Linked DNA regions of Homo sapiens: region 2 is linked to region 1. Evidence: read pairs that join two places in POLR2A ChIA-PET (ENCODE). Cell type or tissue: A673. All regions are shown on one strand. Links, peaks and the distances in the headings refer to the core of each region. The heading gives the core; the rest is flanking DNA. Region 1 overlaps FKBP5 (FKBP prolyl isomerase 5). Region 2 holds the start of CLPSL2 (colipase like 2).

The links. Peaks named below come from ENCODE experiments on the same cell type or tissue, not always from the same donor. Only the 100,000 strongest peaks of a DNase experiment are listed, where the experiment ranks them.
Region 2: POLR2A ChIA-PET joins it to region 1 with 6 read pairs; 4 of 35 experiments call an interaction of 5 or more read pairs at or near these places.

Annotation. Positions count from the first base shown.
Region 1 is chr6:35,655,497-35,662,575 of GRCh38, reverse strand. All of the region lies in intron 1 of FKBP5 (FKBP prolyl isomerase 5), which reads left to right. Among named protein-coding and RNA genes, the nearest start is that of MIR5690, 5.8 kb to the left of the region's middle. In A673, for the core only: no CTCF peak of the experiment used is centred there; no DNase peak of the experiment used is centred there.
Region 2 is chr6:35,770,292-35,777,178 of GRCh38, reverse strand. CLPSL2 (colipase like 2) reads right to left here and starts at 581. Exons shown (of 3, transcript NM_207409.4): 1 at 477-581. The coding sequence starts at 560. It also overlaps the pseudogene CMPK1P1. RefSeq lists silencers at 471-600, 6,081-6,281 and enhancers at 5,966-6,025, 6,676-6,775. In A673, for the core only: no CTCF peak of the experiment used is centred there; no DNase peak of the experiment used is centred there; H3K4me3 peaks cover 423 bases; H3K27me3 peaks cover 1,418 bases.

The sequences.
Region 1 (7,079 bases), core at 1,810-5,809:
GTGATGGCTCACATCTGTAATCCCAGCACTTTGGGAGGCTGAGGTGGCAGGATCGCTTGAGCCCAGGAGTTCAAGAACAGCCTGGGCAACATAGTGCGACCTTGTCTCTACAAAAAAAAAAAAAAATTAAAAAATTAGCTGGGTGTGGTTGTGCATGTCTCTAATCCCAGCTACTCAGAAGGCTGAGGTGGGAGGACTATTTGAGCCTGGCAGGTTGAGGCTGTAGTGAGCCATGACTGTGCCACTGTACTCCAGCCTGAGCAACAGAGCAAAACTCTGTCTCAAAAAAAAAAAAAAAAGACACGTAAATAAATGCTCATGGTTTTTGACAAGGTCATACCACTTCTGAAAATCTTCTTAAGAAAATAATACAAACTAGCCAGCCACAGTGGCTTTTGCATGTAAATCTCAGCAACTTGGAAGACTGAGGCAGGAAGATCACTTGAGCCCAAGAATTTGAGATCAGCCTGGGCAACATAGCAAGACCTTGTCTCTATTAAAAAAATAAATAAATAAAAAAGAGAAAGTAACAAAAACTAAATGATAATTACAACATCTACTACTACTAATGTTGAAAGTATACCATGTAACAGGCACTGTACAAAGCCCTTTATGTGCATTACTTTAGTCCTCACAATCCCAAGAGATGTTGATAACTGATAACCTTGTGTTTTAGATAGGGAAACTGTGGCACAAAGAAGGTAAGTGACTTGCACAAGATCATACAGTTGCTATGTTGTCAAGCTAAGATTCTCACTCAAGCAGACTGTGTTCAAGAAGCCATACTCTTTTTTTTTTTTTTTTTGAGACGGAGTTTTGCTCTTGTCACCCAGGCTGTAGTGTGCAGTGGCTCGATCTCTGCTCACTGCAACTGCCTTCTGGGTTCAAGTGATTCTCCTGCCTTAGCCTCCTGAGTAGCTGGGATTACAGGCACTTGCCACCACACCCGGCTAATTTTTGTATTTTTAGTGGAGACGGGGTTTCACCATGTTGACCAGGCTAGTCTTGAACTCGTGACCACAGGTGATCTGCCCACCTCAGCCTCCCAAAGTGCTGGGATCAGGCACGAGTCACCGCGCCCAGCCAAGAAGCCATACTTTCAATTACATATGATAAAAGCTTAGGCACAAAAATGTTCATAGCAGTGTTATATAGTATTAATAAGTTGGAAGGAATGTATATCATTCATGAATTATGGTCATCCATTGAGTAGAATAATTTTTTAGCAGCTTAATTGAGATAAAATTCACATACCATAATATTCTCCCCTTTAAAGTGTACAATTCAGGCCGGGTGTGGTGGCTCATGCCTGTAATCCCAGTACATTGGGAGGCTGAGATGAGAGGATCACTTGAGACCAGGAGTTCAAGACCAGCCTGCTCAATGTAGCGAGACCCCATATCTCTATAAATAAATAAATACATAAAATAAGGTAAATCAAAAATAAAATAAAGTATATAATTCAGTGGTTTCCAGCATATTTCCAGATTTGTGCAACTATTACTGCTGTCCCACTTTGGAACATTTATAACCCTAAAAAGAAATCTCCCACTCCCCATTTCCTCCTGTTTCCCCTAACCCTAAGCAACCACCAGTCTCCTTTCTGTCTCTATGAATTTGCCTATTCTGAACCTTTCGTATAAATGGGATCATATAATGTATGGCCTTTCATGATTGGCTGCCTTCAAGTGAAATTAATAGTCCTAAATATGCACCTAATAACAGAGCTTCAAGATACATGAATCAGAAACTGATAGAACTTGAAAGGATAAGTAGATCTAAAATTATAGTTGGAGATTTCAATACCTCACCTGTCTCTCAATAATTGATAGAACAAGTAGACAAAAAATAATTTAGAAGATGTGAACTACATTGTCAACTAACCTAATTGACATTTACATAGTATTCTACCCAATACAAGCAGAATACACATTCTTTTCAGTTGCACACAGCACAGGACATTTAATAAGATAGATCATATTTTTGTTCATAAAATAGTGTCAGTGTTGGCCAGGCGCGGTAGCTCATGCCTGTAATCCCAGCACTTTGGGAGGCCGAGGCGGGAGGATCACCTGAGCTCGGGAGTTTGAGACCAGCCTGACCAACATGGAGAAACCCTGTCTCTACTAAAAATACAAAATCAGCCGGGCGTGGTGGTGCATGCCTATAATCCCAGCTACTCAGGAGGCTGAGGCAGGAGAATCGCTTGAACCTGGGAGGCACGGGTTGCGGTGAGCTGAGATTGCGTCATTGCACTCCAGCCTGGGCAACAAGAGCAAAACTCCGTCTCAAAAAAAAAAAAAAAAAAAAATAGCATCAATGCATTTAAAGTGACTTAGATCATAAAGTATGTATGCTGACCAAAAGGGAGTTAAATTAAAAGTCAATAACAGAAAGATACTTGGAAAATTATTAAATATTTAGAAACTAATGTATTCCTAAGAAGCCCACAGGTCAAAGAAGAATATCAAAGATGAATTTAGAAAGTATTTTGTACTTAATGAAAATCATATCAGAATATGTGGGTTGTGGTTAATGCAAATGTTTAGGGGAAAATTCATAGCACTAAATGTCTATATTGGGTAAGAAGTAAAATCACAAATCAGTGTCCTCAGCTTTCACCTTAAGAAATTAGAAAAAGAAGGGAAAATTAAACCCAAAGTAAACAGAGGAAAAGAGTTAAGGATAAAAGCCAAAATTAGTGGAATAGAAAAAAAGAAAACTAGTAGAGAAAGTCAGTGAAATCAAAAGCTGGTTCTTTGAGAACAATGAAATTGATAAAACTCTAACCTGACTAATCAGGAATCAGAGAGAGAAGACAACTTACCAATATCAAGAATGAAAGAATTGCTAACAAAGCTCAGATTCTATAATTATTAAAAGGATGAGAGAATAATATGAATTACTTTATAGTAATACATTAGACAGCTAGATGAAATGTGCAAATTCCTTGAAAGATACAAAATACCTAAGCTCACTGAAGAAGAAACAACCTGAAAAGTCCTATATCTATTAAAGAAATTGAATTCGGCCAGGCTTGGTGGCTCACGCCTATAATCCCAGCACTTTGGGAGGCTGAGGTAGGCGGATCACCTGAGGTCGGGACTTTGAGACCGGCCTGACCAACATGGAGAAACCCCATCTCTACTAAAAATACAAAATTAACTGAGTGTGGTGGCGCATGCCTGTAATCTCAGCTACTCCAGAGGCTGAGACAGGAGAATCGCTTGAACCCAGGAGGCAGAGGTTGCAGTGAGCCAAGATGGTGCCACAGCACTCCAGCCTAGGCAACAGGAGCGAAACTCAGTCTCGAAAAAAAAAAAAAAATTGAATTCCCACAAAGAAAACTCTAGGCCTACATGGTATTCCTGATTCTACCAAACATTTTAGGAAGTCATAATACCAATTTTACACAAACTCCTCCATAAAATTGATAAAGATGGAATATTTCTTAAGTCACTCTATGATTTTTATTATTTATTTACTTATTTCTTCCTGAACCAGGGTCTCGCCCTGTTGCCCAGGCTGGAGTGTGGTTGTGTGATGGTGTGATCATGGCTCACTGCAACCTCCACCTCCTGGGCTCAAGCCGTCTTCCCACCTCAGCCTCTGAGTAGCTGGGACTACAGGTGTGTGCCACCATGCTCAGCTAATTTTTGTATTTTTTGGTAGAGATGGGGTTTTGCCATGTTGCCCAGATTGGTCTCGAACTCCTGGGCTCAAGCAATCCACCCGCCTTAGCCTCCCAAAATGCTGGGATTACAAGTGTAAGCCACCACACCCAGCCAGCAATATTTTTTAACAAAATTTTAGTAAATTGAATCCAACAACATATAAAAATGATAAAATACAGTGACCAAATAGGGTTTATTCCAGGTATCCAAGGTTGGTTTAACATTTGAAAACCAATGTCATGTACCACATTAGCAAGAGAAAGCATATGATCAGCTCAATAGATGCAGAAAAAACATTTAACAAAGTTTAACATGCCTTGCTGATGAAAACTCAGCAAACTAGGAAAATAAGGGAACTTCTCAATATGATAAAGGGTATCTGTGAAAAACCAATAGCTGAAATCATAGTTAATGCTGAAAGACTGAATGCTTTCCCTATATAATATTTAGAACAAGTCAAGATATCTGCTATTCCCAATTGTGTTCAGCATTGTTCTGGAGGTTCTTTTTTTTTTTTTTTGACGGAGTCTCAAAAAAAGACGGAGTCGCCCAGGCTGGAGTGCAGTGGCGCAAACTCGGCTCACTGCAAGCTCTGCCTCCTGGGGTTCACGCCATTCTCCTGTCTCAGCCTCCTGAGTAGCTGGGACTACAGGCGCCCGCCACCACGCCCGGTTAATTTTTGGATTTTTAGTAGAGATGGGGTTTCACCGTGTTAGCCAGGATGGTCTGGATCTCCTAACCTCGTGATCCACCCACCTCGGCCTCCCAAAGTGCTGGGATTACAGGCATGAGCCACTGCGCCTGGCCAATTTTTGTATTTTTTTTTTTTTTTTTTAGTAGAAACAGGGTTTCACCATGTTGGCCAGGCTGGTCTCAAACTCCTGACCTCGTGATCTGCCTGCCTCAGCCTCCCAAAGTGCTGGGATTACAGGTGTGAGCCACTGTGCCTGGCCTTATAATTTTATTACAAAATTGAGAAACCAGATGTTTTACTTTATGTTTTCTAAATTTCTGAATGTATTTTCAGAATGATATAAAATGTTAAATTTTATTTTAGATTAGAACATTGTTATCCAACTGGATGATAAATAAAGAAAAGGAAAAGGAAAGAATGTTGTGAGACCCCCTAAGTACAAAATGGAGGAAGTCAATGGAATTCCAAGCTTGAGAGAAATTCTTAGGATCTTGATTGGATGATTAGGTATCGGTGGTAGAGAGAATAATGGATCCTCAAAAATGGAACTTGTAAATATGTTACCTTATAGGGCAGAAAGGACTTTGCAGATGTGAACAAGGTTAAAAGCTTTGAAATGGGGAGATTATCCTGGGTTATCCAGGTGGGCTCAACTTAATCACGTGGGTTCTTAAAAGTGGAAAACTTTCCCAACTATAGTCAGAGAGAGAGATGACTACACAAGAATGATCAAAGAAATGCAGTATTCCCGGCTGAAGATGGAGGAAGGGGGCCACCAGCCAAGAAATGTGGGCAGCCTCTAGAATGTGGAAAAAGCCAGGAGATGAGTGCTCTCCCGGAGCCTCCAGAAGGAATGCAGCCCTGCCAACACCTTGATTTTAGCCCAGTGAGACCCATTCTGGACTTGTGATCTCCAGAACTGTAAGATGATAAATTGGTATTATTTCAGCCACTAAGTTTGTGTTAATTTTTTCTTTTTTCTTTTTTTTACTTGAGACGGAGTCTCACTTTGTCACCCAGGCTGGAGTGCAGTGGCGCGATCTCAGCTCGCTGCAAGCTCCGCCTCCCGGGTTCACGCCATTCTTCTGCCTCAGCCTCCCGAGTAGCTGGGACTACAGGCGCCCGCCACCACTCCCGGCTAGTTTTTTTTTTGTATTTTTAGTAGAGACAGGGTTTCACCGTGTTAGACAGGATGGTCTCGATCTCCTGACCTTGTGATCCACCCACCTCAGCCTCCCAAAGTGCTAGGATTACAGCCGTGAGCCACCGTGCCCGGCTTTTTTTCTTTTTCTTTTTTCTTTTTTTTTTTTTTGAGACGGAGTCTTGCTGTTTCCCCAGGCTGGAGTGCAGTGGCACGATCTCATCTCACTGCAACCTCCACCTCCCGGGTTCAAGCAATTCTCCTGCCTCAGCCTCCTGAGTGGCTGGGATTACAGGCACGCGCCACCATGCCCTGCTAAATTTTGTATTTTTAGTAGAGATGGGTTTTCACTGTGTTGGCCAGGCTGGTCTCAAATCTCGAACTCCTGACCTCAAGTGATCCACCTGCCTCGGCCTCCCAAAGTGCTGGGATTACAGGCATGAGCCACTTTGCCCAGCCTGTTTGTGGTAATTTCTTATGGCATCTGTAGAAAACTAATACCACATGTAAGTGGGTAAAGCTCAGAATTCATATTTTGCCAGAGGGTTGCAATGGAAAGTGAACTCTGTATTGTTAAGATAACTTTCTATCCCTTGGAAATTGTTTTTCCTTCCACATAGCAAACCTCATTTTCCCCAAAAGTAAAACATATATTTATAAATTACTTTTTAATGAATAAATACAAAATAACAGAGTTGGAATAAACCTTAGATATGATTCTAGTCTAACCCCCGAAAAGTATAGATGGAAAAACTGAGTGAGGGCCAGAGATTCCACAGCTAGTTAATAGTAGATCTGAGTTTATTGGCCTTTTCTTCCTTCCATATTTTTATGGAATTTAAGATGGGGATTTAAGATGGCCGAGATTTTTTATTCTTTCTACACAGACTCAAATGCTATTCTTGTACAGTTTTTCTCTTAGGCATATAATGGACTTTGGGAAACAATTTATGTAATAGTGTTTTAATGAGCTAGTACTGTAAGAGGATACAGTATTACATAAAACTTTTGGGTTTTTCTGTCTGCGTCTCAAGTCTGAAACATCTCTTCCTCCAGTTGCTAGTTAATGTATACTCAAATATTGGCAGCTAGGTGTGGTCCTTTGTTCTTGACTGTCCATATTTAAACCAAACTAATCTAATTAATAAGGTAAATCTGCTATGTGTTGTGTATGTACAGACACTCTTATAATGTACTTCAGAGATAGATTTTAATTATGCTTAGGTGTTCTTAATTAGTACTCCTGATTAGAACAGAATTTTATTTTTACTTTTATAGTTAAACGCTCAGGTACAGTGTAATTTTCCAGATTAGATTTTTCAGATTAAATTTAGAGAAGGAATATACTTAGCTTGTAATGGTATTTCAGCACTGATTCTTTATGGTGTCTGATATTTTGCCATCTTTACATGGACTGTGATTTTGAAAATCGTGATCATCTCATCATTTATTGAGTACTGCTCCTATGCCATTTACTTATACTAGGTGGTGGAGTACAAAATGAATAGGACACATTCTCTACATGTATAGTGTTTATAGACTTTTCTCATATGTTACCTTGTTGGCTCGT
Region 2 (6,887 bases), core at 1-4,000, 120 kb before region 1:
AGTCCCATTTTGCGGGGCAGGGTTGGGGGATGAGAATGAAGGGGCTGCGGGCTCGAAAAAGAGGGAGAGAAAGAGGAGAAAAGGGGAGAGCCCTCGTGCCTGGAAGAATCACTAGACAGTGAGAGGAGGTGGAAGAAGAGGAGGAGAAACCAGAGCATGCAGGGTGGGTTTGCCTGTGAGCAGTTTGGGGAGGGAAGCGAGCCCAGGACTGAGGCCATCGGAAGGGGCACGGGCGGGGGAGGTGGAGGGAGCGAGGGTGCTGGTCATAGGCCAATTTCTCTCCCCTCTGAGGCCACCAGGGGAAAGTGAAGCGGCTTTTGAAGTCCGTCTGAGGATGCCCCAGGCTACCCGCCTGGGTGTGGTTCCGGACCCACCTCTCCCTTTCAGGCTGCCCGGCGCCTTCGGGCTCCAGTGCCCCGGCGGCGGGGCCACCCTCTCCTGCGGTCGCGGCCGGCTGGGCGCGCTCCCCGGCTCACCTTTTTATATTGCGGAAGCGCGCTCCAGAGGGGCAGCACCGCCCCCGACAGGACCCCCGCCACGAGCGCCAGGGCTGCGGCCATGGGCCTGGGCGGCAGAGCAGCGGCGGGGTTCCGAGGGGCCGCGGGATAAAACCTCTTCCCCGGCCACGTGACCCGGCGCCCCAGGCCACCCCGGCGGAGGAGGGACGTGGAGGGCGAGGACGCCTGCGGAAGGGAAGGAGGGAGGAAAGGCGCTCAGGCTCGCACGGGCGGGATTCCAGACTGTAGGGGCCCTGGGAGCCTCCATACGTGTTACTTCCAAGTAGAAGCTTGAAACTGTAAGATAAAACTCTATTTTTATTGTAAGATAAAACTCTATTTTATTGTATTTATTTATTTTACAGACGGAGTCTCGCACTGTCGCCCAGTGCAGTGGCGTGATCTCGGCTCACTGCCATCTCCGCCTCCCAGGTTCAAGTGATCCTCCTGCCTCAGCCTCCCGAGTAGCTGGGACTACAGGTGTGCGCCACCACGCCGGGATAATTTTAAAAATTTCTGTAGAGACGGGGGTCTCCCCATGTCGCCCAGGCTGGTCTCTAACTCCTGGCCTCAAGTGATGGTCCTGCTTCAGCCTCCCAAAGTGCTGGGATTACAGGTGTGAGCCACCGCACCTGGCCTCAAAACTTTATTTTTATAAACGGCACAAAACATATATGCTGAAATAAAAAGAGCTTCCTTCCTGATGTTGATTCTCTGTCTGCCCTTGCAGCCCCAGATTCTCCCCTTACCTTCGGGATAATCCAGCCCCACCCTCTGGGCTGCTCACACCCGCTGCAGGCCCCATTCTCCTCTTCTGTAAGAACCAGGAGGTGGGACAAGATGGTCTCTAAGTCTTAAATCTCTTGCAGTCTTAATCATTCTATTAATTGTCTAAGGATTTGTCTGTGAATTGTGTGAAAGTCAAGATGTGGGGGCAAAATGGAGAAGTGGGAAGAGAAGAAAACTCAGAATAGGGAGGAGGGTTAAGGGAGAGCTAGAGCTGCACAGAGCAATCCTGGAACCGGGGGAGGCAGGCCTTCCTCAGGACTTCCCTATGGATGAAGCTTCCACCTCACCCCACCTGCCTGCTTCTGCTTTTTTTTAATTTCTATTTTTTTTTAATTTTGTATTGTTAATATTTGTTATAGAGACAGGTTGTCCTTATGTTGTCCAGGCTGGTCTTGAACTCATGGGCTCAAGAGATTCTCCTGCCTCGGCCTCCCAAAGTGGTGGGATTACAGACGTGAGCCACCACTCCCAGCCTGCTTCTGCTTTTGAAGTTTCGCTTAAGAAATGAACCGAGGAATCCTGTCTTGGTGGGGAATAACAGCCAAGAATAACAGCCCCCACCGCACTCAGAGGGCCTTGTATCCATTATTTCCGTGAGCCCTCCCTGTATTAACACTAGCTGTCACAGAGTAATTAACACTGGCTGTAACAACAGAACTCCTGGAATTTCGTGGCTTGGCACAATAATGCTTTATGTACAGTCTGATTTGGGGCAAGATACCCTTCTTCCATCCTGTAGCCATCTATAAGACTGGCCTCTGGCTGGGCATGGTGGCTCATGCATGTATTCACAGCACTTCGGGAGGCCAAGGAGAGAGGATCAGTTGTTTTGGGGGTTTTTTTGGTTTTTTTTTTTTTTTTTTTTTTTTTTTTTTTTGAGACAGAGTCTCACGCTATTGCCCAGGCTGAAGTGCAATGGCACAATCTCGGCTCACTGCAACCTCCGCAAAGTGCTGGGATTACCAGTGGGAGTCACCATGCCCGGCTGAGAGGATCTCGTGAGCTCAGGAGTTCAAGGCCAGCCCTGGGCAATATAGTGAGACCTCATTGCTACAAAAAAAATTTAAGAAATTAGCCAGACATGGTGGCACATGCATGTAGTCCTGGCTACTCGGGAGGCTGAAGCTGCAGTGAGTTATGATCGTGCCACTGCACTCCAGCATGGGCAACAGAGTGAGACCCTGTCTCAAAAAAAAAAAAAAAAACTAGCATCCAAGGTCTCCATGGAAGACCTGCCTTCTCCACTCACAAACCACCTGCTGGAACTAGTCACATGATCCCAACCCTCTAACCTTCTGCAAGGGAGGCTGGGAAATTCAAAGGAGTCTTGGAATATTTAGCATCTACTATCATTTCTGCTGCGTAACTCTTAGCCCTGTTTTACAGACTAGGAACCTGAAGGCTCAAGATAAAGTTACTTGCCCAAGGAACAGGATTAAATGGCAGAGTCAGATATAAATCCAGGGCATTCTAGCTCCTGGGTCCAAGTTCTTACCACTGATCTACACTGCTGCGGGCGGCCAGAGGGCTTTGGCCCTAGTAAGGGGGTTCCCATCATTACCTAGTAAGGGGGCTCCAGCAGTCGCGGTCTGAGCTCTCTTCATATGTGTGTTCTGCTACCTTGGCTGACTAGCGACCCATCCACGCAGACCATTTGTGAACTGGAGAGGAGGCCTGGGGATGGATACTTCCTTGTACTGCTTCACCGGCTTCCTTTGCCCATACCCCCATGACCGTTAGATACTTGAGAAGTATTGTTGACTGCTTAGGAAAGTGGCAAATTTGAAGGCAAGGGGCCAGCAACTGCGTGTCAGGGTTAGCAGCCCCTGGGGAACCCACTGAAGGCCCTGAGGGGTGGTGAAGCCCCTGGAATTCTGTACAAAATATTATGGGCATGGCTTTTTTTTTTCTTAAGCCAGAGATCTTCCGGTTTCCTCAAAAACAACTAGTTCAGAACCTTTATTTTCAGTTGAGGAAACCGAGGCCCAGAGAAGGCAGGGACTTCTCCCAGTAACTCAGCTGGTGAGTAGCAGAGCCAGGCCTAGCTCTGCTCCTGACTCCAAGTCCTGTACCATGGCCTGCCAGCACCGGTCACAGGCACATGTCCAGGGTACCTCTGCATTGCGGGGGAGTAGGAACAAGATCACCAGGGTCTCCAGCGCCGGGAATCCCTGAGCTGCCTGACCTGTGAGCATGGCCACAGCTCTGCCCAGGGCCCAAAACTGGCCACCTCAGACTTCAGTGAGCAGAAGGGGGTCAGTTCAGGACAGGGGAGCACCTTGCTGGTGGACTTCTTACCCCCTATTTCCTGCCTCTTCACCTTCCCCTCCTCTGACAGTCTCTAACGTCTCACTTCTTTTCTTCTGCATCTTTCTGGTGGTGCAAGTGGTGGTTTCCATGACAATGTTCTCACTGGTCTGCAGCAAAATGAAAACAATAAGGATAATGTAGTAGTGTTTTTGTTAAAGGTAAATATATTCAATTTATTATTATTAAAAAAAAATTTGTTTTTGAGGTGTCACCCAGGCTGTAGTGCAGTAGCGCGATCTGGGCTCACTGCAGCCTTCGCCTCCTGGGTTCAAGCAAGTCTCCTGCCTCAGCCCCCCTCCAAGTAGCTGAGAATACAGGCGCGCGCCACCACGCCCAGCTAATTCTTGCATTTTTAGTAGAGGTAGCGTCTCAACATATTGCCCAGGCAGGGAAATGTATTTAATTTAAAAAGTAATTATTTATTCTGAAATTATGTCTTTTCTACTTCTTTGGTGTTAAAATGTGCTTTTATGAAATAATGGCGATCAGGGGTTCAAGACCAACCTGGCAACAAAGTGAGACCTCTGTCTCTACAAAAAATAAAAGAATTAGCTGGGCATGGTGGCATCTGCCTATGGTCCCAAATACATGGGAGGCTGAGGTGAGAGGATCTCGAGCCTGGGAGGTTGAGGCTGCAGTGAGCCATGCCACTGCACTCCAATCTGGGTGACAGAGATAGACTGTCTCAAAAAAGTAATAATAATTAAATAAAATGGTGATGGTATTTGGAGGTAAAAAATAAAATAAAATATTTAAAAATATATTTTAAAAAAGCAATAATAGCCACGATACAGTAGTAGTTTTGTTTCATTGTTCATGTTCTTTTTTGGCGCATATATATATATATATATATATATATACTTTTTTTTTTTTTTTGAGACCAAGTCTTGCGCTGTCACCCAGGCTGGAGTGCAGAGGTGCCATCTTGGCTCACTGCAACCTCTGCCTCCCAGGTTCAAGCAATTCTCCTGCCTCAGCTTCCCAAGTAGCTGGGATTACAGGCGCCCGCCACCACGCCTGGCTAATTTTTTTGTATTTTTTTTAGTAGAGACAGGGTTTCACCATGTTGGCCAGGCTGGTCTTGAACCCCTGATCTTAGGTGATCCACCGGCCTCCCAAAGTGCTGGGATTACAGGCTTGAGCCACCGAAACTGGCTTTTGGCCAATATATTAAATATATGTGCACAAATTCTGTTAGTCCTCAGAATTTTTTGGAAGTCTTATCAGTCTTTGAAATCCAAAATAAAATTCTGGGGAAAACTGACCTCATGAAAATTGCGCATTACTCAAGTCCTTCCTGAAGGAACTCTAAAAGTAATCTGGGGAGAGTGAGGAACGAGTGGGTGCCCTAAGAGTTTGATATGCAAAGATAGATCAGCAAAGCCTTCCTAGAGAAGAGGACCAGAGTGGGAAGTGTTTGGAGGTGAGGAGGTGGAGGCCTCAAGGTTGTATGTCCCGGACCCTGGCAGGAGAGGGCCGCGCTGTTTTGCTAAGCCTTGAAGGGGGACTGGGATTTGGCAAGCAGAGAGACTAAGGGTTTCCAACCAGGGGTACAGGGTGGGCAAAGGTTTGGAAGTGACAGTGAGTAGCTGTGGGTAGAACAGCAAGGAGATGGTGTCTGCTTGTTGGGGATACAGATTGGAGATGGGGCGGTCAGCGTGCAAAGGAACTTGAGGGTCTGTGGGAATAGCCCCTGTTGAGGTGGCTCCTCAGTGGAAAGCTGGGTTGGTGGTGGCAATGCTAGAGTCAGAGCAGGGGGACCTGAGCCATTGAGCCAGGGGTGCAGGGTGAGGGTGGGGTTGCCCTGCTCTGTCTGTGAGGACAGGAGGGTCTCTAGAAGGAGAGGCCCAGCATGCCCAAGGGAGATCAGCTCTTTCCCAGCTTCTAGTCACCCCACCCACACAACATACTCTGAACCAGGGGCAGGGCTCAGAACACACACTTCTCATTTTACTTCTTCCCGGGACAGGCTGGCCCTGCTGAGAGGCTATCAGCTCAGCTTGGGAGAAAGACAGGCCCGGAGGGAGAAGAGGGAGCTGACCTGCCGCCTCCTCCTGGACTGGGCTGGCCCTTTGACCCTAGGGCTTTGGCCTGAAGGACAGAGTGGGCAGTGGTGTCTGGCGGCCAGGTGTGCTGCCCCATTGCCTTCACCCATGGGAGGGGACTGAGCTTTTCCAAGCAGCTTAGCCTATGACAGGGGCCTTCCTCAGACGGGCCAAGGAGGGCTCCCTACAACCTCTGTGTTCAGGCAAAAGGTTCATGCACAGAGAGGTCTCCAGAGGGGACATAGCAGGGGAATGCCCCGTGCTGCCACCCTGCCCACACCACCTGTGCGTAGGGTGCATGTGTAGACTCGCTGGCTCTAGAGCCCCTTCCTTCTCCCACTCGGTGAGGCTGAGCCACATTTGTGCCTAGTCGCCTTGGCAGTGAGGGCCCCTTGCTTACCTCAAGGAGCCATGAGGGAATCACAACTCCTGTAGCTGCAAGTGAAAGAATTCAAGCCAAAGTATGTAATTTTAACAATAAAAAGCAAAAGAAACAGTATTGGGTCAGTCACCAGGCTGGCCTCAAGGCTCCAAAGAGGAACCACTGACAGGTGTCTCTCTCTTCAGCTTCAGCCTTCAGGCAGCCTCATTTCCTCTCAGGGAGGAAGCCTGCTCTCTGTGGGGGGGAGCAGGGAGCTGTGCACAGCTCTATGCACCTCCCTTCAGCACCCATCTAGAAATTCCTAGAAGACCAGGGGGACTAGGGACCAGAACCTCATGGAACCTGAACAGGGCAGCTCCCCAAAGGCAGGGATATAGGGGGTTGCTGTTTCCTGAGGAATAGGACATGGATGCTGAGTGGGCAGAATTATAGGTGCCCACAACATCCCAAGTTGCCATACACGGAGGATTGCTCTGCTTAAGACCATACCTGGGCCGGGCGCGGTGGCTCACACCTGTAATCCCAGCACTTTGGGAGGCCGAGGTGGGCAGATGATGAGGTCAGGGGATCGAGACCATCCTGGCTGACACGGTGAAACCCCTTCTCTACTAAAAATACAAAAAACTAGCCAGGCGTGGTGGCAGGCGCTTGTAGTCCCAGCTACTCGGGAAGCTGAGGCGAGAGAATGGCGCGAACCCGGGAGGCGGAGCTTGCAGTGAGCCGAGATCGCGCCACTGCACTCCAGCCTGGGCGACAGAGCGAGACTCCGTCTCAAAAAGAAAAAAAAAAAAACATACCTGGATTGAGGAAAAGCTCCCTGGGGCAGGAAGGAGTCATGGACAGTATCCTTTAGCCAAGGGTAAC